Linked DNA regions of Homo sapiens: all the other regions are linked to region 2. A link is a loop called in an ENCODE intact Hi-C map of the cell type or tissue named here. Cell type or tissue: heart left ventricle. All regions are shown on one strand. Links, peaks and the distances in the headings refer to the core of each region. The heading gives the core; the rest is flanking DNA.

Evidence for each region. Hi-C counts contacts between places; a loop is a spot of excess contacts. Peaks named below come from ENCODE experiments on the same cell type or tissue, not always from the same donor. Only the 100,000 strongest peaks of a DNase experiment are listed, where the experiment ranks them.
Region 1: it touches region 2 in a loop (11-fold over the local background); 5 of 110 quality-filtered maps call a loop at or near these places.
Region 3: it touches region 2 in a loop (4-fold over the local background); 8 of 110 quality-filtered maps call a loop at or near these places.

The regions. Positions count from the first base shown.
Region 1 is chr2:129,919,164-129,929,670 of GRCh38, reverse strand. LINC01856 (long intergenic non-protein coding RNA 1856) reads right to left here and starts at 6,494. Exons shown (of 4, transcript NR_110285.1): 1 at 6,390-6,494. It also overlaps the pseudogene PLAC9P1. RefSeq lists enhancers at 5,558-6,371, 6,372-7,187. In heart left ventricle, for the core only: a CTCF peak has its summit at 5,655 (motif pointing right); no DNase peak of the experiment used is centred there; H3K27me3 peaks cover 1,441 bases.
Region 2 is chr2:128,174,654-128,180,857 of GRCh38, reverse strand. UGGT1 (UDP-glucose glycoprotein glucosyltransferase 1) reads right to left here. Exons shown (of 41, transcript NM_020120.4): 31 at 6,000-6,085; 32 at 3,960-4,044; 33 at 2,938-3,026; 34 at 2,289-2,390; 35 at 988-1,072. Among named protein-coding and RNA genes, the nearest start is that of UGGT1, 87 kb to the right of the region's middle. RefSeq lists an enhancer at 1,329-1,623. In heart left ventricle, for the core only: a CTCF peak has its summit at 1,490 (motif pointing left); a DNase peak (open chromatin) is centred at 1,487; H3K27ac peaks cover 803 bases.
Region 3 is chr2:129,844,445-129,854,951 of GRCh38, reverse strand. No RefSeq gene overlaps it. Among named protein-coding and RNA genes, the nearest start is that of LINC02572, 28 kb to the left of the region's middle. In heart left ventricle, for the core only: a CTCF peak has its summit at 5,195 (motif pointing right); no DNase peak of the experiment used is centred there.

The DNA.
Region 1 (10,507 bases), core at 4,494-6,993, 1.7 Mb before region 2:
GGGAGGTGTGTGAGGGGAGAGTGGCTAGGGTCTGGGAGAGGGCAGGTGAGCCTCCGGGGAAAGGCTTGGCCAAAGGCCTCTGGACAGAGCCAGCAGGGGGTGTGTGTATCCACAGACTCATGATGACAGGCCCTCTCCCAGGTCGGCCACTCTGTGGGTGAGAACAGCTCTTCGGGCCTCCTCAGAGCTTTTCCTCTCCAAGCCGAGCAGCCCAGTTTCAGCTGAGACAATTGAGTTAAAATTTGGAGTCCCAGACTGGGTGCGGTGGCTCATGCCTATAATCCCAGCAGTTTGGGAGGCTGAGGCGGGCGGATCACTTGAGCCCAGGAATTCGAGCTTAGCCTGGGCAACATAGTGAAACCCCATCTCTACAAAAAATACAAAACTTAGCCAGGCTCAGTAATGTGTGCCTATAGTTTCAGCTATTCTGGAGGCTGAGGTGGGAGAATTACTTGAACCTGGGAAGCAGAGGTTGCAGTGAGCCATGATCGTGCCACTGCACTTCAGCCTGGGTGACAGAGTGAGACCCTGTAAAAAAAAAAAAAAGGAGTCCCTTCCCATAGCCTTCTCTAGACCTGCTCCTGCCTCTCAAGGGCCTTCTCAGAATGTGGGGCCAGGATGGAGCATAGCCCCCAGTGGCCTCTCTCTCTCTGAATATTTTACATGGATGCCTGCAGCCCACCATGGCTGCTGCTTTCTGCTGACAACCCCGCCAGACAGCCAGCTTTTGTTATGGAACATTTCAAACCATGCACACAAAAGTAGAGAGAATTGCTGAATGCACCCCCGTGTGCTCATCACCCAGCTTCAGCAATTAGCAACTGTCAGCCCATCCTCTTTGCTCTAAATATCCACGCATGCCTCTCCCCCATCCCCACCCAGGCCTGGATTATTTGGAAGTAAATCCCAGACAGTATAGCATTTCATCTGTAAATATTTCAGTATAGGTCTTTAAAGGACTCACCATAAAAAAATAACCAAAGCACCATTATAATGTCCTCCTCCCTCCCCAGATTCAGCAATAACACCATGATCTTTTGCAGAATCTTTTCTAAGTTCAGTGGAGGGAAATAATGAAAAGGAGAATTTGAAAAACAGATTGTTCTCCACAAAAGATGCTCAGAGTGGAAGGACGTTTTGTTCCTGGTCTTGTTCTCATCCCTGAGTGGAAGAGCTGAGAGCTAGATAGAGTTGAAATCAGAAAATCACAGGGCAGGGGGCCCCATCTTGCTGAGATGAGGCCTGGAGGTGAGGGTGCCTGAGTTCCAGGCATTTGCAGATGGTGTGACCTTAGACAAATCACTCGGCCTCTCAGAGTTACACATCCATCACCAGCTCCATCCTATCTCAAGACCTGCCCCACTTCTAGACAACTGCAGATGACCCCTTGGCCAACCCATCCAACACCAAGGCCTTACAGCTACAGACACTGCATGTACAGAGATCCGTTCCATAACTCTCTCCCCCAGCTGAGCTTTGGATGCCCACATCCATGGCCACAGCCTTAATATTGTCACTATCTGAAGCTGCCCTAACTCTAAAAGCTAAAATTGCAATATTCTTTACCTCTTGTTCCTCCTGTGATTCCTAAGACCTCCAGTCTCTTCAGCCCCCATTTCTCCCAATTTATTGGCCCTCTTCTTGGCCTCATTTCTTTCCTTATCCCAGCTGGATTCCAGGGCTCCTCTCCTAAACCCCTGGCTGGCCAAATCTCAGTTCCTTGGCCCCTTGCTTCCACCACATCCATCCTGCAGACTCCTAGGTTTCAGCTCCATCCGGCCATCTGTCTTTGCACCCAGACTGTGGAGCACTGCTGGGGGAGGACTTGTGCTTCCAGGATTCCTTGTTGATGCCAGCTCATTCTTCATGGTCCTCCTCCACTGCATCCCTCATTCTGCACATCCCCTTTTGAAGCCCTCTTTTTATTCAAGTCCCTTACCTAGTGGTACACTGATGGACTGGCTCTCAAAAAAAAAAAAAAAAAAAAAAAAAAAGGACGGGGGGGGTGTTGATTTCTGTGATGTAAATGTTCTCATCATGGCCACAATTTTTTTTTCTTTTTTTACTTAAAAAATTTTTCTTTTTAGAGATAGGGGTCTAACTATGTTGATCAGCCTGGTCTCTAAGTCCTGGCCTCAAGTGATCCTCCCACTCGGCCTCCCAAAGTCCTAAGATTGCAGGCATGAGCTACCATTTCCAGACACCATGGTCACTATTTTAATGTCTGTTTTTAGCAACCTACTCATAGAATTCTTGAAATTTTAACATCTAGCTCTCCTCCCTACGTGATCTCCATCTTACTGCACCGAGTAAATAGAGGCTATCAGGTGGGAGCTCACTCCACTTTTTGGCCCTCTAGTTAGATGGTTTACCTTTGCCCATTTTTGCTTCATTCCCTCTGTCTTCCTTCCAGATGTGTTCCCACCCGCTCTGGATCCAGGGCCTCCCATCAATTCAGGAAGTGCATTCCTTGGGTTCTCTTGTCTTCCTCCTGTCCCTCAGGCTGTAAGCATGGTTGTGTTTTCCAGTGTTTAAAACAAAAACAAAAACAAATGACAACCATAAATACTTCTCTAGACCTTGCGATCCAATCTCCCTTCCTTCACAGCCAAGCTTCATGAAATTTTCCAGAATCCAAGTTTCCACTCCCAACCTCACCTTCCCTTCTCATGTCATGGTAATCCAAACTCTGCTTTTCCTCCACTCCTAAAAGTGCTGGGGTGAAATTTAGCAGGGCCTTTCCCATGCTGTGTTTCCAGTCCTTATTTTGCTAGACCTCCCTGCTGCTTTCGGCTATGCCAACACTTTTCATCCCCTGTAGAATCCGTAAAGCTCTTGGCTTCTCTTGACTGCTGGGGCAGCACTCTCCTTCCTGAGTGTCAGTGTTCTCCAAGGTTCCAGCCAACCCTGATGCCCCACAGGCATCTCAGGGTTACCAACTCTGAAATCCGAGCTTGGAATCAGGGATCTCAGACTTCTGTTGTGAAGGTTGATGGTGCCTGGAAGAGCTAACTCAAGGAGAACAGTGCTCAATCAGGAGTTGAGCGGGTTGAATGGCAGATCCTCTGCTTATGAGTAGTGACTCTGGACACATCCTTTCACCCTTCTGTGCATCAGTTTTCCTACATGTAGATTGGGCATAAGAACAGGCTGTTGGAGAGGTTAAGTGATCACCCTACATGGTGCATGGTAAGCACTCATCACATGACAGCTGTTACTAATGGGTTCCCAGTGTCAATGCTGCTACTGAAATACCTCCTCTCATTTTCTTTCTCACTATTCCTACAGCTACTCGGGAGGCTGAGGCAGGAGAATCGCTTGAACCGGGGAGGCAGAGGTTGGAGTGAGCTGAGATTGCACCATCACACTCCAGCCTGGGCAACAGAGCTAGACTCCATCAAAAACAAAACAAAACAAAACAACAACAACAAAAACAAACATCAGAACTGGTTTATGAAAGCCTCTTGGTTAAAGCTCTGTCCCCTTGGCTTCATTTCCAGGACTTCCCTCTCCAGTCTCTCTCCCACCCACCCTGTATCTCCAGCCACTGCAGGCTCCCTGCAGGGTTTGCACAGTGAGCCATGCTCTTTCAGGCCTCTCCATCATTGCAGGTGCCATTCTTCCTGGCTGAAGCCCGCCTTCCCTTCCTCCCTGGGCTTCACCTCCTTGAGGAAGTCCATCTGGGTCTGTAGGTGACTGCCACTGTAGAGATTGGTGGGATTGAGATAACTGACAGTCGCACACTGACCCCCACCTGGGCCATCCTCTTCTTGCTCTTGAGTTTGCTTTGAGGACTGACCTCACTTGAGCCCAGTATTTACAGAAGTCTCTGGCATTGTGGAAAACTAAGGGTCCCACAGTGACAAGACTTGTTTTCCCACAGCTGCAGAACCCTTCATCGCTCCCTGAGGAGACTCAGCTCAGAGCACAGCATGTGACAGACACATGGCTATGCAATGCCATCTAGATGTCATAGAGGAGGTAACAGGGTGCTTTGGAAGGACATGTGGTTTCAGGACCACCTTCTAGGATGATGTTTTTATGGGCAGATGCAAGCTTGCTTTGGAATGTCAGGACATCAGGCCAATCCTGCCCTGGGGCCACCTTGTCCAACATCACCCTCCCATCTAGGCTGCCAGGCTGGCGAGCCCCCAATGGACCCTGCCTCCCCTAAGGCCTTACTTACCCCCACCAGGACATTTCAGCATCATTACTGGATGGGAAGGTGGAAATCCAGTCACTGTTTTGTTATATAGCCACGATTCCTAACTTGTGTGGGGAAAAGTTTACATCTTTATTGTCACAAGCCTTTAACTGAAATTGAGCATTCCCATTCATCATAAATTACAGACAGCAAGCCGTGGTGTTAATAGTACTATAACTTTGTCACCAATAGAAATCCAGATAATTTCATCTTCTTCTAGTTATGAATAGAAGAACATTTATATCATTCATTATGTCAAAATTTCAGTTGTTGTTAGGCCTGATGTTAGATCATGTGAGTTAGTGAGTTAATAAATACATTTTTTTTTTTTTGAGGCAGGGTCTCTGTCTGCCGACAAGGCTGGAGTGCAGTGGTGCAGTCTCGGTTCACTGCAACTTCCACCTCCCAGGCTCAAGCAATCCTTCCACCTCAGCCTCCCAAGTAGCTGGGACTACAGGCACATGTGCCACCATGCCTGGCTAATTTTTGTATTTTTTTGTAGAGGCAAGGTTTTGCTATATTGCCCAGGCTGGTCTCGAACTCCTAAGCTCAAGCCATCCACACACCTCAGCCTCCCAAAGTGCTGGGATTACAGGTATGAGCCACTGTGCCCGGCCAATACATATATCCAAATTTTTAAATTTTGTTTTTGATGGAGTCTTGCTCTGTCACCCAGGCTAAAGTGCATGGTACAATCTCGGCTCACTGCCATCTCCACCTCCCAGGTTCCAGTGATTCTCATGCCTCAACCTCCTGAGTAGCTGGGACTACAGGCATGCACCACCATGCCCCGCTAATTTTTTGTATTTTTGGTAGAGATGGGGTTTCACCATATGGCCAGGCTTGTCTCAAACTCCTGATCTCAAGGGATTTGCCCATTTCGGCCTCCTAAAGTGCTGGGATTACAGACGTGAGCCATCGTGCTGGGCCAAAAAGTTTAATTTTAAATATTTGAATTTTTTTTTTTTTTTTTTTTTTTTTGGCAGAGTCTCTCTCTGTCGCCCAGGCTGGAGTGCAACGGCATGATCTCGGCTCACTGCAACCTCCATCTCCCGGTTCAAGCGATTCTCTTGCTTTGGCCTCCCGAGTAGCTGGGACTACAGATATGCATCACCGTGCCCGTTTTCTTTTTGTATTTTTAGTAGAGACAGTTTTCCCACATTGGCCAGGCTGATCTCGAACTCCTGACCTCTGGTGATCCGTCCACCTCGGCCTCCCAAAGTGTTGGGATTATAGGTGTGAGCCATCACGCCTGGCCTAATACTTGAATAATATTTTAAAGCAATTGGTGCTCTTGGTAATTCTATATGTTTTATTTTTTGCATTTAAGGCATTATTCTGAGAAGAGGTCTGTAGGCTTCACCACACTGCCAATGGGGTCCATGGCATACACAGGGAAAAACCATTAAGAACCCTGAGTAAATTTCAAAATCCCAGACCTGTCATTTGGCAGAGACACCACCAGGGAGCAGAATAACAAAAAGAATGTGAGCTCCAGGCTGCAAAGTCCAAAAGGGAGAAGGTAATCTACACGCGCTTTATCCAAACCTGTGACTGAGTGCCAAAAAGGAAGGAGCCTTAGAGAGCGAGCCCCATAGGATATTGTCATCTGGGGAGATTGAGGCAGGTAGGCGCAGAGCCTGAGTGAGGAAAACCCAGGTCCCGCAGCTCCCAGTCCTTTTCCACTGCACCCCACTGGACCGCCAGCTGCTTCTTAGGACCTGGCTAATGAAGCAGAACGTGGCACCACTCCTGTCCTGGACGTTACCCACCTTCTCACTCTAGATGGTAGAGAAGACCGTGGATCACCTGGGGACACAGGTGAAAGGCCTGCTGGGCCTGCTAGAGGACCTGGCCTGGAACCTGCCCGGGGGACCCTTCAGCCCCGTCCCCGACCTCCTCGGAAAAGGTGAGCAGTGCAGGTGGCAGAGGACAGCCTCTGGGCTGCTGTCATCTGGCGCTGTGCAGGCGAGACGGGGACGGCTGCTACGCCGCACAGGTGTAGCCTGGATAGCAGGGAGGGTCCCAGCGCCCCCTGGGGACGGAATCGGGACCGCATCATCCCTGCTCCCCTCCCCTACCACCCCGCCCCCACACCCGGTCGCTGCCTCCCAGCGTCAAATGAGGTTCTGGAAGAGCCGGCCCTAGATGACATCTCAGCACAACCCCGGCGCAGAGAAGCTACCTGCTTCATTGGCCTTCTCACGACTGGAGCTCCTCAGTTCCTTTCATTTCCCCCTGAGGAGCCACTCCTGTTCCACCCCAAAACCGTCGCAGGGAAGACGGGCACCCCCACTGATCAGGCAGGGATGGGGTTGCACTCTGTTCTCTCCTTGATCCCTGTGTCCCTGGCGCAGGAGGAGTTCCCGGGGGCTGGGGAGGGGAGGGAAGGCACTGCTGAGCACCACGGGGGCGGGTACCCTGCAGCACCCCAGCTTGCTCAGTGGAGGCCGCTGCTTTCTTTCAGATGGCTTCTGAGCCCCGGAGCTGGAGCCCAGCAGCTGGAGGTGGTGCACCTGCCAGGCAGCACCCTCTGATAGCCAGCGCTGTCCTCTCGCCTTCCTTCCTCAGCTTCGTGTGAAATAAAAGCTACTGTTTTTGGTCTCCTCTGTGTCTGCTGACAGAGTAACCCGTTTACAGCCCCCTCTCCCTCCACTTCCATGCCTGGGGGAGGCCGGCCACCCCCTCCAGGCTCAGACCTGGGGACACGCCCACTCCCGCCATCTGTGCTTTAGCATTCCCTTATTTATAGGGGCAGATGGAGCAGGGGTTGATTCACAGAGGTGGGGGCCCTTCGAGTGGCCTTGCGTCTCAAAATGTGGCCATAGGTGAGAAGCAAGGGGAGCACGGTCTCAGGACCCACCCGGACTCCTTAATCCAAATCTGCATTGCAATCAGACCCCCAGGGAATTTATGTGTCCATTAAAGAGGTTTGTTGTTGTTTTAAAAAAAATTTCCTATGAAGTGGAATTCAATGTAAAATTCATCATTCTAACCATTTTAAATTGTGTAAGGCTGGGGGCAGTGGCTTACGCCTATAATCCTAGCATTTTGGGAGGCCAAGGTAGGAGGATCACTTGAGCCCAGGAGTTTGAGACCAGCCTGGACAACATGGTGAAACCCCATCCCTACAAAAAATACAAAAATTAGCCTGGCATGGTGGCATGGTGGTGCATGCCTGTAATCCCAGCTACTCAGGAGGCTGGGGTAGGAGGATCACCTGAGCCCTGGAGACCAAGGCTGCGGTGAGCCATGATTGTGCCACTGCACTCCAGCCTGGGTGACAGAGTGAGACCTTGTCTCAAAAAAATAATGATAATAAAATAAATAAATTGTACAAATGCAGTGGCGTCCAGTACATTCAGAAGTTGTGCAGTCATCACCGCCAGTTCCAGAACATTGTTCTCACTCTAGAAAGAAACTCTGTATCTATCAAGCAGTCACATCCCATTCCTGCTGCCCCCCACCCCCCCTGGAAACCACTGATCTCTGTCTCCATGAACTTGCCTCCTCTGGACATTTTAAATACAGTAGTCCTGCTTTATCTGTGGTTTCACCTTCCATGGTTTCAGTTACCTGAAGTCAACCACAGTCCTAAAAGATTAAACTCCAGAAATAAACAATATATGAGTTTTCAATTGCACATCATTCTAAGTGGCGTGATGAAATCCCTCGCCATCCCACTTTGTCCCACCCGGGACATGAACGCTCCCTTTGTCCAGCATGGTCCACGCTGTCTACACTTCCAGCCTGTTAGTCACTTAGGAGCCTTCTCCGTTACCAGGTTAACGGCCACAGTATCACAGTGCTTGTGTTCCAGCAACACTTCATTCACTTAATCAAGACCCAAAGTTCAAGAGCAGTGTTGCTGGCATACGTGGTTGTTTTTCACGTAACTCTCCCTTCACAGAAGCTGGCATATTGTTCTAGTTTTTCTATTTTATTCTTAGCTATTGTTACTAATCTCTTATGGTGACTAATTTATAAATTAAACTTCATAGGTATGCATGCATAGGAAAAAACATAGTATCATAGAAGTAGATACTATTGTAGTTTCAGGCATCCACTAGTGGTGTTGAAATCTATCTCCTGAAGGTAAGGAGGTACCACAGTAAATAGAATCATACAATATGTAGCCTAGCTGTATCTGGCTTTTTCCTCAGAGCATAATGTTTTCAAGGGCCATCTGTATTCTAGCATGTATCAGTACTTCATTCCTTCTTATGGATGAATAATGTTTCATAGTATGAATATACCACATTCTATTTTTTTTTTTAGACAGAATCTCACTCTGTCACCCATGCTGGAGTGCAGTGGCATGATCTTGGCTCATTGCAACCTCTGCCTCCTGGGTTCAGGCGATTATCCTGCCTCAGCCTCCCGAGTAGCTAGAATTATAGGTGCGCACCACCACGCCTGGCTAAATGTTGTATTTTTGGTAGAGACAGGGTTTCACCATGTTGGTCAGGCTGATCTCGAACTCCTGGCTTCTTGATCCACCTGCCTCGTCCTCCCAAAGTGCTGGAATTACAGGCGTGAGCCACCACACCTGGCCCACATTTTATTCATTTATTCGTCAATTGATGGACATTTGGGTCGTTTGGACTTTTTGGCTATTATGAATATTGGAGAATGTTCCATGTGTGCTTGAGAAGAACATGTACTCTGCAGCTGTTGAGTGGAATATTCTGTAAATGTTTGTTAGGTTCTCTAAGTCTATAGCTTTGTTCAGGTGCACTGTTTACTTATTGATTTTCTGTCTGGATGTCTTCTATCCATTATTGACAGGGGAATATTAAAGTTTTTCTACCATCATTGTATTTATGTTTATTTTTCTTTTCATTTCTGTCAATGTTTGCTTTACATATTTAAATGTGCTGATGTTGGGTGCGTATATTTATGATTGTTATATCTTCCTGATGAATTTATCCTTTTATCATTTTAAAATGTCTTTCTTTGTCTCTTGTGATAGTTTTAGGCTTAGAGTGTATTTTGTCTGCTATAAGTATGTCCATCCCCACCCTGTTTTATTTAGTATTTGTATGCACTTATATTTACTGCACTTATATTTAAAATAATTATCCTAGGGAAGGACTTACTATTGACATTTTGTTAAACATTTTTTAGTCTGTGTGGTTCTTTTGTTTCTTTTTTTCTCTGTTGTTGCCTTTGTGTTTCATTGGTTTTTTTGTAGTGATATGTTTTGATTCCTTTCTCTTTTCTATTGTGTATCTTCGATAGGTATTTCTTTTATGATTATCATGAGGCTTGTATAAAACATAGTTATAACAGTCTATTTTAAGCTGATAACAACTCAATTTTGCTTGCATTAAAAACCCTGTATGTTTACTTCTCCCCACCCCATACTTTGTTTTTGATGTCGAAATTTATACATTTATATTGTCTCTACTCACACTTTTTGTAGTTATAGTTATTCCTAATAGTTTTGTCTAATTTTTGTACTGAAATTAAGTGTGATTTTTATACCACCTTTATAGTATTACAACATTCTGTATTTGTCTATGTATTTGCTTTTTCCAGTGAGTTTTATGCATTTATTTGCTTTATGTTGCTGTTTAGCATTCTTTTTTTTTCAACTTGAAGAGATTCTTTAAGCATTTCTTGTAAGGCAGATCTAGTGGTGATGGATTCCTTCAGCTTTTGTTTGCCAGTGAGTATCTCCTGTTCATTTTTGAAAGATAAGTTTTCTGGATATAATATTTTCAGTGGGCACCATTTTTCTTTCAATGTTTTAAATATATTACCTTACTTCTTTCTGACCTGCTAGGTTTCTGCTGAGAGACCCACTGATGGTCTCCTAAAGGTTCCCTTGTATATGATGAGTTGCTTTTTCCTTACTGCTTTCAAAATTCTCTTTGTCTTTGAATTTTGAAAATTTGATTATAAATTTATCTCAGATTTCTTTGGGTTCTTCCTATTTCGGATCCTTTGGGATTCATGAATCTGGAGGTCCATTTCTCTTTTGAGGAGTTTTCAACCTTTCTCTTTCTTTCCTTTCTTTCTCTCTCTTTCTTTCTTTCCTTCCTTCCTTTCTTTCTTTCTTTCTTTCTTTCTTTCTTTCTTTCTTTCTTTCTTTTTTTCTTTCTCTCTCTCTCTCTCTCTCTTTCTTTCTTTCTTTCTTTCTTTCTTTTCTTTCATCTCTCTTTTCTTTTTTTTTTGATGGAGTCTCACTCTGTTGCCCAGGCTAGAGTGCAGTGGTGTGATCTTGGCTTATTGCAGCCTCCGCCTCCCACATTCAAGCCATTTTCTTACCTCAGCCTCCCGAGTAGCTGGGATTCCAGG
Region 2 (6,204 bases), core at 3-2,502:
TTTCTTCTGATTAAGAAAACTGCTTTCATAATGTAAGCCAACCACCATGATACGGGACAAATAAAACACATTTACCAAAACAGTGGTCTTACAAAGACCGGCCGTGACCCACTCATGACTACATAGAAGAACAGATATAAACCTTTGTCAAATCCCCATTTCTTTATGACTTCTGGTCACCACATGAAATGACAGAATGTTCAAGAGAAGGATTTTAGATGTATATCCCTCTGTGTGTGTTTTTACAGCACATGAACTTTAAGTCCATTTGTCTAAACTTGATTTCAGTAAGGCATTTACTGAGCTTGATGACAAGCCTTCCTCGAGGCCAGATCTAACCCAGGGAATAACACTGCAAAGCCAGAACTCTGGACAAATGTGTTGTCCTTTTTGAATAAGTCTTTCAGATTCTAAGTATAAGCACCTTTAGGCGCCAGCAGTAAAGTGCTTATCAAGGAGAATGGTTATTGAATATATTAAAAGTCACTTAGTAAATTCTACAAGAAAAAAAAAGGATGCAAATAAATCAACTTAGATGACAAATACTGACTGATATAAGTAATGCAGAAAACATTCCAAGTACGTGTTTTGTTTTGCACAGAGGAAGCACTACTTCCATACATCATCTAGGAGTGGTTCATGCTAACACCAATCATTCTCTTCAATGTAAACCATCGCTGTGCTTTCTAAATTAAAGCAAGCATGCAGGCTTCAGAGGAAGGAAACGTTATCTCAGTAAGACACTGCTAATAATAACAACAACAAAAGACTCTCCTACCATATCATCCAAGTTTTTAAACACAATTTAACTGTTTCCTTCAAATAGACCAATCTGGAAGAATAATCAAAATAAAAATATGCAACCAAATTAGGGTATCTTAGTAAATGGAAAATTTGCTAAAGTATACAGATAAAACAAAAGTCATGAAAAATATACAGTAAATATCTCCTTAATAAGAATGTTTTCCCTTTCTCTGTGAAACAAACCTTAAATGTGGGGGACAAGTAATTCTTCAAGAACCAGAATTTCACAGGAGTCTTGGTATTCTTCAGCACGGATAGCATCATTATGCTGCCAAACAAAAGCAGGTAATTAATAACAGCTTTCCAATGTTATTTAACCTCAACATTATGTAGAGTCAATCACGAGACACCTAAATGCTCTTTACGGCAGAGCTAACTAATGGCTCAATTAGGCCGAGGGAGACGCTCAGTGATGGAAAATGAAAAATTGTACTTACTCCAACTTATGAAGTTATCACTAAAGAGAAGGGGCATTCCTCACCTATAAAACTACACTTAACTGACAGAGGCAAATGTTTTAATTCTGTTACACCTCTAAATAAACTGCTTCATGAACTGATATATTAGTTATGGTCCAGATGAACCCTGGAAATCGGGGTAACTGACATCACTCCCCAAAACTCCTGTCACATGACATCAGCATCTGGTGCTAAGGGAAGAATGTGTAACCACAGCGCCTCCTGCAGCCTACACAGAGGCCCTGCTTTAGAGAGGAAGGCTACCAGCTCCGGCCTCCTTACTCAGAAAACAAAACCACATTTTTGAATGGAGGAATTTAACCAAATTCGGTTGTTATTATTGTCACTATTTTAGGTAGGATATTATTTCTTGGAAATAAGAGGGCTAAAAATGAGACAAATGACATTTTGATTTTCTATACTAGATCTGTAGTGAAAAATTAAGAGTGAACAGAGCCCTGGCAATGAGAAAAGTGACTCTCAGGCCTTCCTGACAGTGCCTCTGGTGACCACTACATCAGGCAGCCCTAGCCCGTGGCCTCTTCTGGCTGTAGCTGTGTGACCTTAGACAAGTCCCTTCACACTCGGGGCCTCAGCCTGTTTATAAAACAGAAGTGTTCACATGTAAGAACTAAGCTCTCTCCTGGCTCTAAAATCCTGTGAATCTTTACAAGGCAGTGAAGTATTCCATGGTTCTGTTCTGATTCTATTCTCTATGTCAACCTCCTAATCTCTGGGTTAAGCAATGTTTGGCAGGCAGTAAACAGTACAGTCTATGAATGTGTACAGTGACGTTAAAGGGCTGCAGCCTTGTAATATCCAGAAGCACTCACTACATAGTTCAACTTCACAGAGACGGCGGGATCAAAACAAATCCAATGATAAATGGCAAGCCAGTCACAATGCTCAGAGTGCTTCAAAGACACAGGAGTATAATGAGCAGAATCCCACAAAACCTTTCCTCTCTAAATAAGAACACTGACCAATTCATTCATCATATATAATGAAATAATCAACAAGACTGACCGAAGAAATCTTTCGTAGAGATGACCAGATGCAACGGAGAAAATATTAATTATGTCATCTTTATCTTGCTTCACTTCCTCAGTCTTCTGTCCTGTAAAGCCCCTATAACAATAAGGGTAAAAAAAAGACCACTTGAAACACTCATACAGACACACGGCCTTTGAAAGTAAGAGGAAAGAGACTGCGCTTCCCATCCTTCCCTAGCGGGTGAGCTGCAGCAGGAGTGGTTATGAAGCTTCCCTCACACCCTGGAGAGACCACAAGACTGACAAAACCAACCTACAAAAAGAATGTTCACTCTCCGACAGTGTTGTTTTAGGAAGAGACTGAACACAGGCTGCACCAGAATGCAACTTACACAACGGGAAGTAAACTGAGCAGGGAGCAGTCAAATTTCCAAAGAGCAGGTACAGGCAATGAGAGTCACAAAGTATGGAGCAGAAGTAACTTCCCCACTAGGAGACATGAACCTCTTTTGGATCAATCGAGTGGAAAATACTCATCTATGCCAAATATAAGTGTGAGATGTAGCTGCACAAAGTAGAATGTGAAAGGCCCAGACAGAATCACAAGATGCAAAAAGGAGGGATGGATGGTGCTTATATCTCAGTTTTTCCTTAAAAACATAACTCTTACAATGTCAACTTACCATTTGAAGGAATCCCAAAATCCAGATTCATTCTCACTCGTTCCATCACTCAGCAAGTCTTCGTTCACCATATCTGCCTTCTTCTGAACCTGCAATCAAATGTGATAAACCTTACTCCCAGTATGTCTCACAGGCATAAAACTGCCTCTCACTGGATATACACTGTGAGCCTGTCATCAATAGGGAATTATCAATCAATTCTCTCACAAACAGGCACAACCCCACCCAGAGTCTAGAAGGATTCAATAGAAGTATCTTCGCCAGGACATTCACATCATAACCTTATGTGAGGAGACAGCAACCTCTTTTAATTAGATGAACCCCATTTTCAGCTTGCAACATAGGCAAAGAGCCGCAAACTCAACTGTGCAGTGAAACCAGAAGCACGATTCAATGAGTCAACAGCTAGTTCCAGGGAAGAGTGTGGCTGCTGGGGGCTCTAGCTGTTGGGAGGGAGGTATTTCATGTTATGACCAGTTTTCAGGATTCACTAGCACAAACAGGGGTTTCTTCTTGGCAGTACAGTGACCATTTTTCTTCTCAACAATGGATGGCCTATTTTAGGTTTCACTGTGTGTAATGATTCTTTCTTCAAGAATATACTGTACTTGAATTTAAGGCACTAAGAGCTTCAACATTCAGAGAACGGAAAGTACAAGTCAAAAGAAATTAAATAGGACTATCATTTTATTATTGTTGAAAATTTCCATTGCCAGTTCCCCCAATATTGAGAAAAGAATCATCAACAACACTATGAATTGTGGCTATATAAACAACATAGCATCTATGAGAATATTTTATATAAGATGGGACATGTTCTGCACACCGAGATTACCCAAAAGGTACAATCTTTCAGTTGAGGGAAGCCACAAACTCACAGTTACAAAGACATTTTGCCTTAAAGCAGTATCCCTATAATTGCCATAGCAAATTCCAAAGAGACTCTTGGGCTGGTTCCAAGATACATATTTTTAAATGACAGCTGTCCAATAACAGAATGCCACTACTTTTACCAAACTCACCTTCACTTTAATAATTTTGCTTTTGAAGTTGTTGAGGACGATAACCACCTCATCAGCATCAGGGGGAGAATCAGTGCCATCGTGGCTTTGCGAGAAAAGAAAGATCAATATTACAAGGCACAATTCTCAAAAGGCAGCAAATGCTCTCAGAGCATCTGAGTCCATCATCCTTCTCATAAAGGAGTTTTCCAGATCCAGCTATCTTCTTGCTCCTTAAGCTCCTTCGAGCTGCACAGAAGCACGTGTTGAAACCTCTCTTTATATAAGGTGCATGCCCAAACCTCCTTTGTGAGTCCTCTTGCAAATTACCCATCACGTAGTGAGAGGCACCCATGTGTGGTAACCACATGGTGAGTACTAAACAACCGCCTGTGTTCACAAGCTCTGAGCCAAGCACAGAGCCTTCGATAAAGGAATGCAGGGAACAGGCCCCCTGAACCATTATTGGAACCACACTGCCTCCGCTCTTTTTTTTTTTTTTTTTTTTTTTTGAGACAGAGTTTTGCTCTGTTGCCCTGGAGTGCAGTAGAGCAATCTCGGCTCAATGCAACCTCCACCTCCGGGGTTCAAGTGATTCTCCTGCTTCAGCCTTCAGGTAGCTGAGTTTACAGGCACCCACCACCACGCCTGGCTAATTTTTGTATTTTAGTAGAGACAGGGTTTCACCATAGTGGCTAGGCTGGTCTCAAACTCCTGACCTTAAGTGATCCACCCTCCTCGGCCTCCCAAAGTGTTGGGATTACAGGCGTGAGCCATCACCCATCACTCCCGGCCACTACTCTTTAACTGGAATAGTGTTGTAAAGGAAATCTGCTCGCTCTTTCTGCCGGAGGCAACAATCAGTCAACAATAGGCCCTGTACTCAACCTGGTGTCTATACGCTACCAGAAAAACTGTAACAAATTCTATTTGCAGGCAGACAGGAGCAGAGGAAGAAAAATTAAATGTATGTTTCCCTACTAATCAACAGCAATGCCTAAAATTTCCAGTCACCAAATTTCAAGGTGCAGAAAGTCATAATTACAACATGAATTCACTGCATTTGCTGTCATCTAGCAGAGAGTAGGGTTCTCAGGCAAAGGAAGATTCTAATGGGGGTGGGGCCCTGAACAGCTAGGAAGAGGGGGCACCATGCTCCTGGGAAGGGGAGGGCTGGCAAGGGCCAGGGCATCCAAAAGGGAAGGAGTTCGGAAGTGCATCCCAAATTTTGTAAAACCTTATCTGAGGAAAATGTTATGTGGGAAAAAACCTTCTACTGTTTACAATGGTGTTATTATAATACAGAATTCTTCTATTTCCTGGGTAAGAACCAGGCACTAATCCACTGTTTCATGTGTGTCGCTACGGAGCTAATTAAGGCAAGGACATACTACAGAGTGCTTCAAATGTGCCCTAATGGAAATCATCCCCTACACAACCTGACGGGAAGCCTCTTCACACAGTTTAAAACTAATTTAAATTGTGTTAAGCAGAATTTATATCAAACTTTTTTAAAGGCAACATAATTATTTTTAAACTAATAAATATGTGCAGTAAACCTTAAGGTAAAAGCTGGCTATAGAGGGAATGTTCTTACTATGCCACCACAGACCAAGGAATACCAGCACTAACAGCACAGCTTCAAGACCAAAGCTTCCATGTACTGTGCATTTGCAAATCACTCAGGGTCAACACATACACTCTCTGGGCAGAAAAGTGTGGCTGTTCTTTCTTTCTTTTCTCCTTTCTTCAAGTTTCTCATCTGCCTATCTATGAGCCGCATCACACTGATAGAATGATTTGATTCTGGGATATTGTTAGCACAAAGGAATAATTAAAGAATAAAGCCTGACTATACTCATTAGCATCTATACCTCTTATTATCTAATTCTATTCTAACAATTCTTCCATATTTAATTTCCTGGAAAAACCACTGTTTCATCACATACAACTGCAAATTAAATTCATGTTGCCTGGCTAACTGCCAGGGTAGTATTCAATTAGAGCTAATGCTCATTTCTAAAAGTTCTGGGATAATGTAACTGCATCACTTACTCCTACCTGTAAATTCTATAAATATCTTCAGAGCGTCCCTTCCTAAGTCTGAGGATCCAAGCTCCTGGGTTGGCTTTCAGCTGAAAGTAGCCCTAGGACAAGAAGAAAAGTCCAGTTAGCTCTCTTCAAAACACCAAAATGTTATTTCTGAGGAACAGTTACTTCTATTTCTGAAATATCAATCAACTATAATGTGAATAACACAGTAAAC
Region 3 (10,507 bases), core at 3,644-6,143, 1.7 Mb before region 2:
GGAATTTTTTTCATTTCACCTAGGTTATCTAATTTGTTGGTGTATAATTGTTTACAGTATTTTCTTATAATCCTTTAAATTTCTGTCAGGTTTGTAGTAATGTTTCCACTTTCATTTCTGATTCAGGTTTTTGCATCTTTCTCTTTTTTTCTTTGTCAGTCTAGCTAAAACTTTGTCATTTTGTTGATCTTTTCAAAGAACAATGTTTTGGTTTTGTGATTCTTCCTGTTATTTTTCTATTTTGTATTTCATAAATCTCCACTCTAATCTTCATTATTTCCTTCTTCCTGCTAGGTTTAAATTTAGTTTGCTCTTGTTTTTCTAGTTTTTTTAAGTTGTAAAGTTAGGTTATTAATGTGAGATTTTTTCTCTTGTTTTAAATGTAGGCATTGACAGCTATAAATTTTGCCCTGATTACTGCTTTTGCTATATCTCATAAATTTAGATATGTTGGGTTTTTATTTTCCTTTGTAGGAAGATATTTTCTAATTTTTTTGTGATTTCTTCTTTGACCCATTGGTTATTTAAATGTAATGTTTACATATTTGCAAATTTTTCAGTTTCCTTCTGATGTTGATTTCTAGCTTTATTCCATTGTGGTTAGAGAAGATACTTTACATAATTTTAATTTTTAAAATTTATTGAGACTTGTTTTGTGGTCTAATATATGGTCTACCCCAAAGAATGTCCCATGCACACTTGAGAAAAATGTGTATTCTGCTCTTTTTGGGGTGGAGTTTTCTATATATGTCTCTTAGGTCTAGTTGGTGTGTGATGTTGTGCAAACCCTCTATTTTCTTATTGATCTTTTGACTATATGTTCGATTCGTTGTTGAGAATGAGGTATTGAAGTCTCCAGCTATAGAACTACTTTTCCCTTTAATTTTGTCAATGTATGCTTCACATATTTGGGACTGTGTTGCTTAGTGTGTATATGTTTGTAATTGTATCTTCTGATGGTCTTTTAATTACTACATAGTGTTCTTTTTGTCTCTTGCAACAGCTTTTCTTTTTTTTTTTTAAGACAGAGTCTCACTCTGTTGCTCAAGCAGGAGTGCAGTGGTGCAATCATAGCTCACCGTGACCTCCAACTCCTGGGCTCAAGCAGTCCTCCAACTACGCCTCCCAAGTAGGTAGGACTATAGGTGTGTGCCACCATGCTTGGCTAATTAAAAAACTTTTTTTGGTAGAGGTGGGGTCTTGCTTTGTTGTTCAGTCTGCTCTTGAACTCCTGGCTTCAAGCGATCCTCCTGCCTCAGTCTCCCAAAGTGCTAGGATTACATATGTGAACCACCATGTCCAGCCTCTTGTAACAGCTTTTTTTTTTTTTTTTTTTTTTTGAGACGAAGTCTTACTCTGTTGCCCAGGCTGAAGTGCAGTGGCGCCATCTCGGCTCACTGCGAGCTCCACCTCCCGGGTTCACGCCATTCTTCTGCCTCAGCCTCCTGAATAGCTGGGACTACAGGCACCCGCCACCACGCCCGGCTAATTTTTTGTATTTTTTTAGTAGAGATGGGGTTTCACCATGTTAGCCAGATGGTCTTGATCTCCTGACCTCGTGATCCGCCTGCCTTGGCCTCCCAAAGTGCTGGGATTACAGGTGTGAGCCACCACACCCGGCCTTGTAATAGCTTTTGACTTGAAGTGTGTATTGTCTGATCTTTACATAGCTACCCCAGCTCTCTTTTGGTTACTATTTGCATGGAGTATCTTTTCTATACTTTCACTTTTTAAATATTTGAATCTAAAATATCTTAGACAATATACAGTTAGACTATGTTTAAAAGAATCCTTTCTGTTACTATTCACCATTTGATTGGAGAGTTTAAACTGCTTACATTTAAAGTAGTAACTGATAAAATGGGATTTATTTCTGCCATTTTTCTGTCTGTTTTCTCTATGTCTTATACTTTTTGTTCCTCATTTCCTCTATTACTAACTTCTTTTTAAATTTTTTTTTGGTAGTGAACCATTTTGCTGTCTCATTTCCTTTTGTGTATTTTAAAAACATATTTTCTTAATGATTACAATGAGGATTACAATGAACATCCTAAATTTATAACCATCTAGTTTCAACTGATACCAACTCAGTCTTACTAACATATGAAAACTCTGCTCCTATACAGCTCCATCCCCACCTTAAATTGTTGGTGTTGCAAATTACATCTTTATACATTGTGGGCCCATTTACATGGATTTCAATTTGGTATGCATTTATCTTTTACACTATTTAGGGAATAAAGAAGGAGTTACAAATTAAAAAAATGTAATACTGGCTTTGATGTTTAGAAACCTCTCTATTTCTTTATGTCGCTTCGTGTTACTGTTTAGTGTCCTTCCATTTCAGTGTAAAGGACTCCCTTTAGAATTTCCTGTAGGGTAGATATGCTAGTAACAAATTCACTCAGCTTTTGATGGTTGGGAATGTTTTAACTTCTTCATTTTTCAAGATTAGTTTTTCTGGTTATTTAATCTTGGTTTACAGTTTTTTTTTCTTTTCTTTGGTGGTTTAAAAATATTGTCTCACTGCTTTCTGTTCTCCATGGTTTGTGATGGGAAAATTACAGTTAATCTTATTGAGAATCTATTGTACATAATGAGTTGCTTCTGTCTTGCCACTACAAGAGTTTCTCTTTATCTTTGTCTTTGAACTGTTTGATTGTAATGTGTCTAAGTGTGGATCTCTTTGAATTTATCCTACTTGGAGTTTAATATATTTCATTAAACTTAGACAGTTTTCATTCATTATTTCATCAACAGTTCTTTCTGCCCCTTTCTTTCTGTTTTCCTTCTGGGACTTCCATACTGCATATGTTGTCCTGCTTGATAGTGTCTTGTTCTCTTTTTTTCTTCTACTCTTTATATCAGACAATTCCAATTATCCTATCATTGATTTCTCTGATTCATTTTTCGGTGTGTTCAAATCTGCTGTTTAACCCCTCTGGTGAATTTTTCTTTCTCTTTTCTTTTTCTTTTTATTTTTTTATTTTTTTGAGATGGAATCTTGCTCTGTCACCCAGGCAGGAGTGTGGTGGCATGATTTTGGCTCACTGCAACCTCTGCCTCCTGGGTTTAAGTGATTCTCCTGCCTTGGCTTCCCGAGTAGCTGGGATTACAGGTGTGCACCACCACACCAAGCTAATTTTTGTGTTATTGGTAGAGATGGGTTTCACCATATTGGCCAAGTTGGTCTTGAATTCCTGACCTCAGGTGATCCACTTGCCTCGGCTTCCCAAAATGCTAGGATTATAGGCATGAGCCACCATGCCTCGCCAAATTTTTCATTTCGGTGATTTAACTTTTCAGTTCCAGAATTTCTGTTTGGTTTATTTTATAATTTATATCTGTTTATTGATTTTCTCATTTTGTATGTGCACTGTTTTCCTGGTTTTATTTAGTTTGTTGTTCATGGTTTTCTTTAGTTCTTTAAACATTTTAGGATGATTGATATAAAAATTTTGTCCAGTAAGTCCAATACTAAGGTTTCCTCATGGATGGTTTATATAATTTTTTTCTAGGATTGGGCCACACTTTCCTATTCCTTTGTATATCTTGTGATTTTTGTTGTTGTTGCTGAAAATTGGGCATTTTGAATATTACAATGTGGTTACCCTGGAAATCAGATTATCTCCATTCCCTAGAGTTTGTTATTATTTTTTCTTCTTGATGAATGTTGTCCTCTATTTCTTTAGTGATTTCTCCAAACTAATTTTGCAAAGACTGGATTCTTTGTCATTTGTGGTCACTGAAGTCTCTGTTTCATTATCTCAGTGGTCAACAGTGACATTCCAGAGATTTCCTTAAGTATCTGGAGTGAAAGAAAAAAAGAAAGGGAGAAATAAATAAATACATGAATGAAACGAGAAAACAAGAAAGAGAGAAGATACTCGTGTTTTGACTTTTGCAGCTTGGCTCTGAGCTGGGACAGGAGTTCCTTCAGTGCTAAGCCAGGCTTCCTGCAACTATGCCTTAGCTTTTGCCTCTTGCTTGCCTGGAGCCCACAGATCTGTCAGAGGTACAAGCCTGGGGTCCTTTTAGATGTTTTCTCATATGTGTCCTGTTCTGGGCCTGTGTGTTATCTTCTATCTTTGCCAGCATACACAGTAGCCCTTCTGAGCTCTTATTCTTCCAACAACCTTCCTTTTTGGGCTCCTTCTTTTTGGCTTTTGGTCTGCCAGTTGCCTGAGCACAGTTCCCTACACCAGGTGGAAAGAAAAGGTCAAGAAAAAGGTCAATTTAGTCTTCCAGGGAACCATCAGACAGATGAATACACAGTACCATAAAACTTTAAGAATAAACTCTGTATTAACCCCTGGCACCAGAAAGCCACACAGGGAATGCAGCCTTCTGTCATCATGGCTGATGCTGCTGTGCTAGGGAATGGAAGGAAGGTGGATGAGCAAAAATGCCACTAGGCTTTCTTACCAAAGCTAGCTTCCCTTTTCTTTATTAAGCCACCCCTTTGTGGCTGTACATTTGAGATTAGAGCTCAGTGTTTAAAAACGTTGATTATTTCAGTCTTTGACAGCTTATGATTGTTTCAACGGAGGGATCAATTCTTTAAGCAATGTATACCATCATTTTCTGTGACATCATCCCTGGTTGCCTCTTGATGAAAACATTATTCCTTTCTTGCCAGACATGTATTCAAATTAATATTGTTGCTAGATCTTGTGTGGCACAATCAAGATGCCCAATAGTCTTTTGAGGATGTGTAAAAAGAGTTTGTGAAGTCCTCCTCACTTATTTGTAGTTTGCATCTTGGTTAGTGCTAAATAAATGGTGCTCCTGAAGTCCCTGAAGCTGATCTTCACTCATGCACCGTTTAAGCATTCATTCATAGCATTAATTTGTCAAATGCTTTTGAAGGATCAACACTTTTTTTTCAGAAAGAGCAGGTAATGATATGACTCTTTTTATAAAAAATGCACTTTTCAACACCTTTGCCCACTCTTGGTAGGTTTACTCATCCACCTGTACTTGACCATAAGTTACTCAAGTCTTACTGTCGCAGCTTCCAGGCCTGCATAAGCCACGTTAAAAACTGAACTGTTTTGCTTGAAGTAAGGGTGAAGCTTGGAGCCCCCATGCTTGCTTCTTGCTCCTTTCCTGCATGCTTCTGTGGAACCACCTTAGTACAGTTTATTTGAAGATGTAATAGAACTAGACTGCAATATTATACTCCACCAGAAGATGTCACTGTAACATGTGGTTTATACATGCTGAATATATGGTAACGGAATAATGGCGAACCTTCCATTTTCTCAGTGAATCAAAAAGAGAAAGAAAAACGTAGTTTTGGCCAACTTATATATAAAAACTTTGAAGGTGAGAAAGAGATAGTCAATATCTACTCATAATGTTTAATTAACTCATTTAGTTACATATACATATTTGAAATAATATATAGAATCATTAATTTGTAAATATCACTTTATTTTCATTCATATTTCATGGAACAACTTTATGAAAGTTCCTTACATGCTTATCTTTCATAAGTGTCTTTATTGTCACTAGAGACACTTAAAAACCTTTTATTTGAAAATACTTTCAAACTTACAGGAAAGTTGCAAGAATAAGAATAGAACATGGAATATTCATATACTCTTTTCCCACATTCACCTTTTATTAACATTTTGTTCATTTGCTTTATCTTGTTTTCTCTTTCCCTGTCTCTGTGCTATATATCTATATCTATATCTATATCTATCTATATCTATATATCCATTTAGTTATCACTAAATACGTTGGTAAGTATTTCCTAAGAAAAAGCATTCTCACACACTCTTTGGTTCAAATAACAACTTCAGGCCGGGCACAGTGGCTCACACCTGTAATCCCAGCACTTTGGGAGGCCGAGGCGGGTGGATCGCCTGAGGTCAGGAGTTCGAGACCAGCCTGGTCAGCATGGTTAAACCCTCGTCTCTACTAAAACTACAAAAATTAGCCAGGCGGGATGGTGTGTGCCTGTAATCCCAGCTACTTGGGAGGCTGAAGCAGGAGAATCGCTTGAACCCGGGAGGTGGAGGTTGCAGTGAGCTGAGGTCGAGCCATTATACTCCAGCCTGGGTGACAGAGCGAGACTCCCTCTCAAACAGACAAACAAATGAACAAGCAAATAACAACTTCAGTAACTTTTTTTCTAATCTGTTAACCATATTCCAGTGTTGTCAATTGTCCCAGTAATGTCCTTTACAGCATTTCTCCTGCTCCTATAGAGAACCCGTCTAGGATCAGGTATTGCATTTGCTGCTCTGTCATTCTACTCTCCTTTAATCTGGAACATTGCCATAGCCTTTCCTTGTCTCTTATAACTTTGGTATTTTTGAAGAATGTAGTCACTTTCCCTCTCCCCCCAACTTTTTAAATAGAATGGTGCCTAATGTTTCCTCATGGCTAGATTTGGGTTATGTATCCTAGGCCAGAATGCTAGAGAGGCGATGCTGTGTCCCCCTCAGGGCAGCCCATCTCGAGGCATATGGTGCCTGTCTGTTTCTCAGTGGTGATGTTAATTTTCATCACCTGGTCAAGGTGTTGTTCAGTTTCTCCATGGGAGTGCCACCCACATTCCAGGAATGCTGCTAAGCATTCAACTTATATTTTTCACAATTAATCCTGATGGCAATTTGCAAGCTGGTCTTCAGTCTTCTCACTATCCAGATATGGCAACTAGTGCCCACCAAGATTGAGATTCCACAGCACATATGGGTGAGGCTGGTGTTCGGATATGGTGCATCTGACTTTCCACGTCTCCACTGTGTTTCCCAGACTGAGATGTTCTGATTAGGTTTCCATAAGCCAGCACCATCTTATGCTATCTGCTTTATTTATGAAACTCTGCCAAAGTGACTGCACAATATAGTAAGGCTAATGTGTGGTCTTCAGAGTTACCTACGTACGACCTTGAGCTTCTCAATATTCATATGTGGTAGAAAAATAGAGAAAATTCCCATTGTGAGCTGCTATATCAGGATTGGCAAACATAAGAAACTACAGTAACTGTAGAGTTATAATTTTTATTAAGGAAATCAGAAATATATATTTTCAATTCTCCAGAAGCATTTTGTTCCTGATTTCCAAGTCTCACTGCAATTACTAGTTAATAAAAACATGTTTTAATATGCTGGCAGAAAATTGATACTATTTCCAATCTGTGCCATGAAACAAATAAAATGTGGGGAGAAATTGAGCTCTCATTTCAGAAATGGGAAATGGATTTTTAAAAGTTCAGATCATTACCAAGGGTAATTTTCTTATAATAAGTTTAACACCTACTTGCTCAATGCAAAACTTTGCCAGGGAAAATTGTTACTTTTCAAACACAATAAAGAAGGCTGTAACCTATTCCAAGAGCTGTCTATTCTAAAAGTCATTGTGTGCTTAGGTCCAGCAGTCTGTGCCTGCCCAGGGCTGGGGCAGGGCCCATGGGACTGCAGGTGCCCCGCTCAGGGTGTGCGTTCCTCAGCAGGATGGAAAGGCAGTTGTCAGGTCCAACTGGAGGAGCTGCTTACTCCCCTGGGAGGCAGTGCCCTGCTTCATGCATGGCCACGAGTTTGAGTCCTGTCTTCTTCTAATAACCTTTGTGCTCTTGGAAATAAAGTATGAGAAACATTATTTATGTTCCCTGAAGGCTGACTCTCCCTACTTCTGGGCATATGGGGCAATTGTACTTCTTAGCCTCCTTGAAGCTAAGCATGGCCATGTGACTTGTTTGGCCAATATCAGGAATGGAGTCATATATGAATCATAGCTAGTATTGGGAATGGAACATAACTACAGGTTTTAATGCCATCAAAAAGATCATAAACAGCTGGGCATGGTGGCTCATGCTCTGATCCCAGCACTTTGGGAGGCTGAGGTGGGCAGATTGCTTGGGCTCAGGAGTTTGAGACCAGCCTGGGCAACATGGTGCAACCCCGTCATCTCTATCAAAAATACAAAAATTAGCCAGGTGTGGGGGCATGTGCCTATAGTCCCAGGTACTTGGTAGGCTGAGGTAGGAAGATCACTTAAGCTTGGGAGGTTGAGTTTGCAGTGAGCTGAGATTGCATCACTGCATTCTATCCTGGGTGACAGAGCAAAACCTTGTCTCAAAAAAAAATTTTCATAAATATTATGAATAATTTTATGCCAGTAAATTTTATAATTTAGATGAAATAAATTTCTGAAAGACATTGAAAATGACACAAAAATATGAACAGTGAAATTTTTCTTAAAATCTTTCTCACAAAGAGGCTTTTCTGGTGAATTCTTCAGAACATTTGTTATTCAGAAGAAATAAGACAGATATTACACAAAGTCTTCTAGAAAATAGAAGAAGTGAGAATATGCTTAATTAGTACCATGAGATTAGAATAAACATCATACAAATACTGGATAGTAACAGAAAGAAAAATCACAAGTCATATGGTTTGGCTGTGCCCCCACCCAAACGTCATCTTGAATTGTAGCTCCCATAATCCCCACCTGTTGTGGGAGGGACCCGGTAGGAGGTAATTGAATTATAGGGATGGGTTTTTCCCTTGCTATTTCCCTGATGGTGAATAAGTCTCACGAGATCTGATGGTTTTATAAAGGGCAGTTCCCCTGCACACGCTCTCTTGCCTGCCACCATATAAGGTGTGCCTTTGCTCCTCCTTTGCCTTCCACCATGATTGTGAGGCCTCCCCAGGCATGTGGAACTGTGAGCCCATTAAACCTCTTTTTCTTTATAAATTATCCAGTCTTGGATATGTCTTTATTAGCAATGTGAAAACAAACTAATACAACAAGTAAATTTCACTTATGAAGGTAGTTGTAAAAAGTCCTAAACAAAATATTTTCAGAAAAGGAAGCGATATCATTTTAATTTTTTACCCAGGATTGTAAAATTGGTATAACTTTAGGAAATTAGTGCAATTCACCACATTATCAGAATGAAGAAGAGATGGAGAAAAATCACTCGATAGAGTTTCAATAACTCATTCATGACAAAAGCGTTCAGTAAACTGGAAATAAGTGGCAAGTTCCTTAATATAGTAAAAAATACCTTTAAAGATAACTCTGGCAAAATCATTCTTCATTGTGGCATATTGAAAGCTTTCCTCCTGGGATTGATGACAAGAAAGAAATGCCTCTGTCACTGCCTCTACTGGGTGGTGTTCTGGACATTCTAGACAGTGCAATAAGGCAAGAAAAAAATAGCAATAAAAGTAATTAAGATATGAATATAATAAATAAGACTATCATTATTTGCAGATGACATGATTGTATATATAGTAAATCCAAAAGAATCTCTAGTTAAAAGAATTAGAATGAATAAGTGAAATTAACAATGTAGGCAATACAAGGCTTGTATGAAAATTAATTTTATTTCTATATGCCAGCAATTAACAATTAAAAATTGAAATTTAAAAAGATGCCATTTATAATAGTGACAAAATAATAAAAATCCTACAAAGAAATTTTTAAAAATTTGCAAAACTCTACATAGAAAATTTTAAAACATTATTGAGAGAAATTAAATAAGATCTAAATAAATTGAGAGCTATGTCATATTCATAGAGTGGGAGATTTAAAATTTGTATGGAAATGAAGGGTCCAGAGACCTAAGACAGTCTTGAAAAAACAAACAGAAAGCCCAACACACAAAATAAAACCCCAAACACACACACACACACAGACGTACACACACACACACACACGTGCACATACAAACTCTTGTGACTATCAGGTATCTGATTTCTTGAAACAATGTGGTAGCATTCAAGAATGGACAATGAGACCAGTGGAACAGAATAGAGTCCAGAAACAGCCCCGTATGTAACAGTCACTTGATTTCCCCACAGATAACACTGCAGTGCATTGGGAAAGGATGGAGGCTTCTATCAAAGATGCTAGTGTCCATATGGGAAAACCATCTTGCCCTCTGCACAACATACAAAAATAATCCCACAAGCAAAAAAAAACCTGAATTTCAAATAGATTGCAGATCTAAATACATCTCAGTAGGATCACAGATCTAAACAAAAGTTGTAGAAGAATAGCACAATTGTCTACATGAACTTGAATAAGCAGAGGCTTCTCTAAATGAGAAACAAAGATGGTAGACACAAAGGAAAAGATTGATCAAATGGACTATGTTAAAATTAAGACCTTTTAAAGAAATCAAAAGATACCTTTAAGAGAGTGAAAAGTCAGCCCCGAAAATGGGAGAATGTATTTTAATAGACATAATATAACAAAGAACTAGGATCTAGACTATATAAAGAACTCCTACAAATCAGTAAGAAAAGAACAACAACCCAATAACAAAATGAGGGGAAAAACAAACCAAAAATCAAAAATTGACTAGGTACTTCACAAAAGAGACGTCCAAATGGCCAATAAACATTTGAAATGATGCTCAACCTCTTAAGTTATTAGATTCAAATTAAACTATGGTGTGATGTCTACCTCTACATTACCTTTAAAAGCTACACTGCTGGTGAAGATGTCGAACAACAGAGACACTTCTGCACAGCTGGTG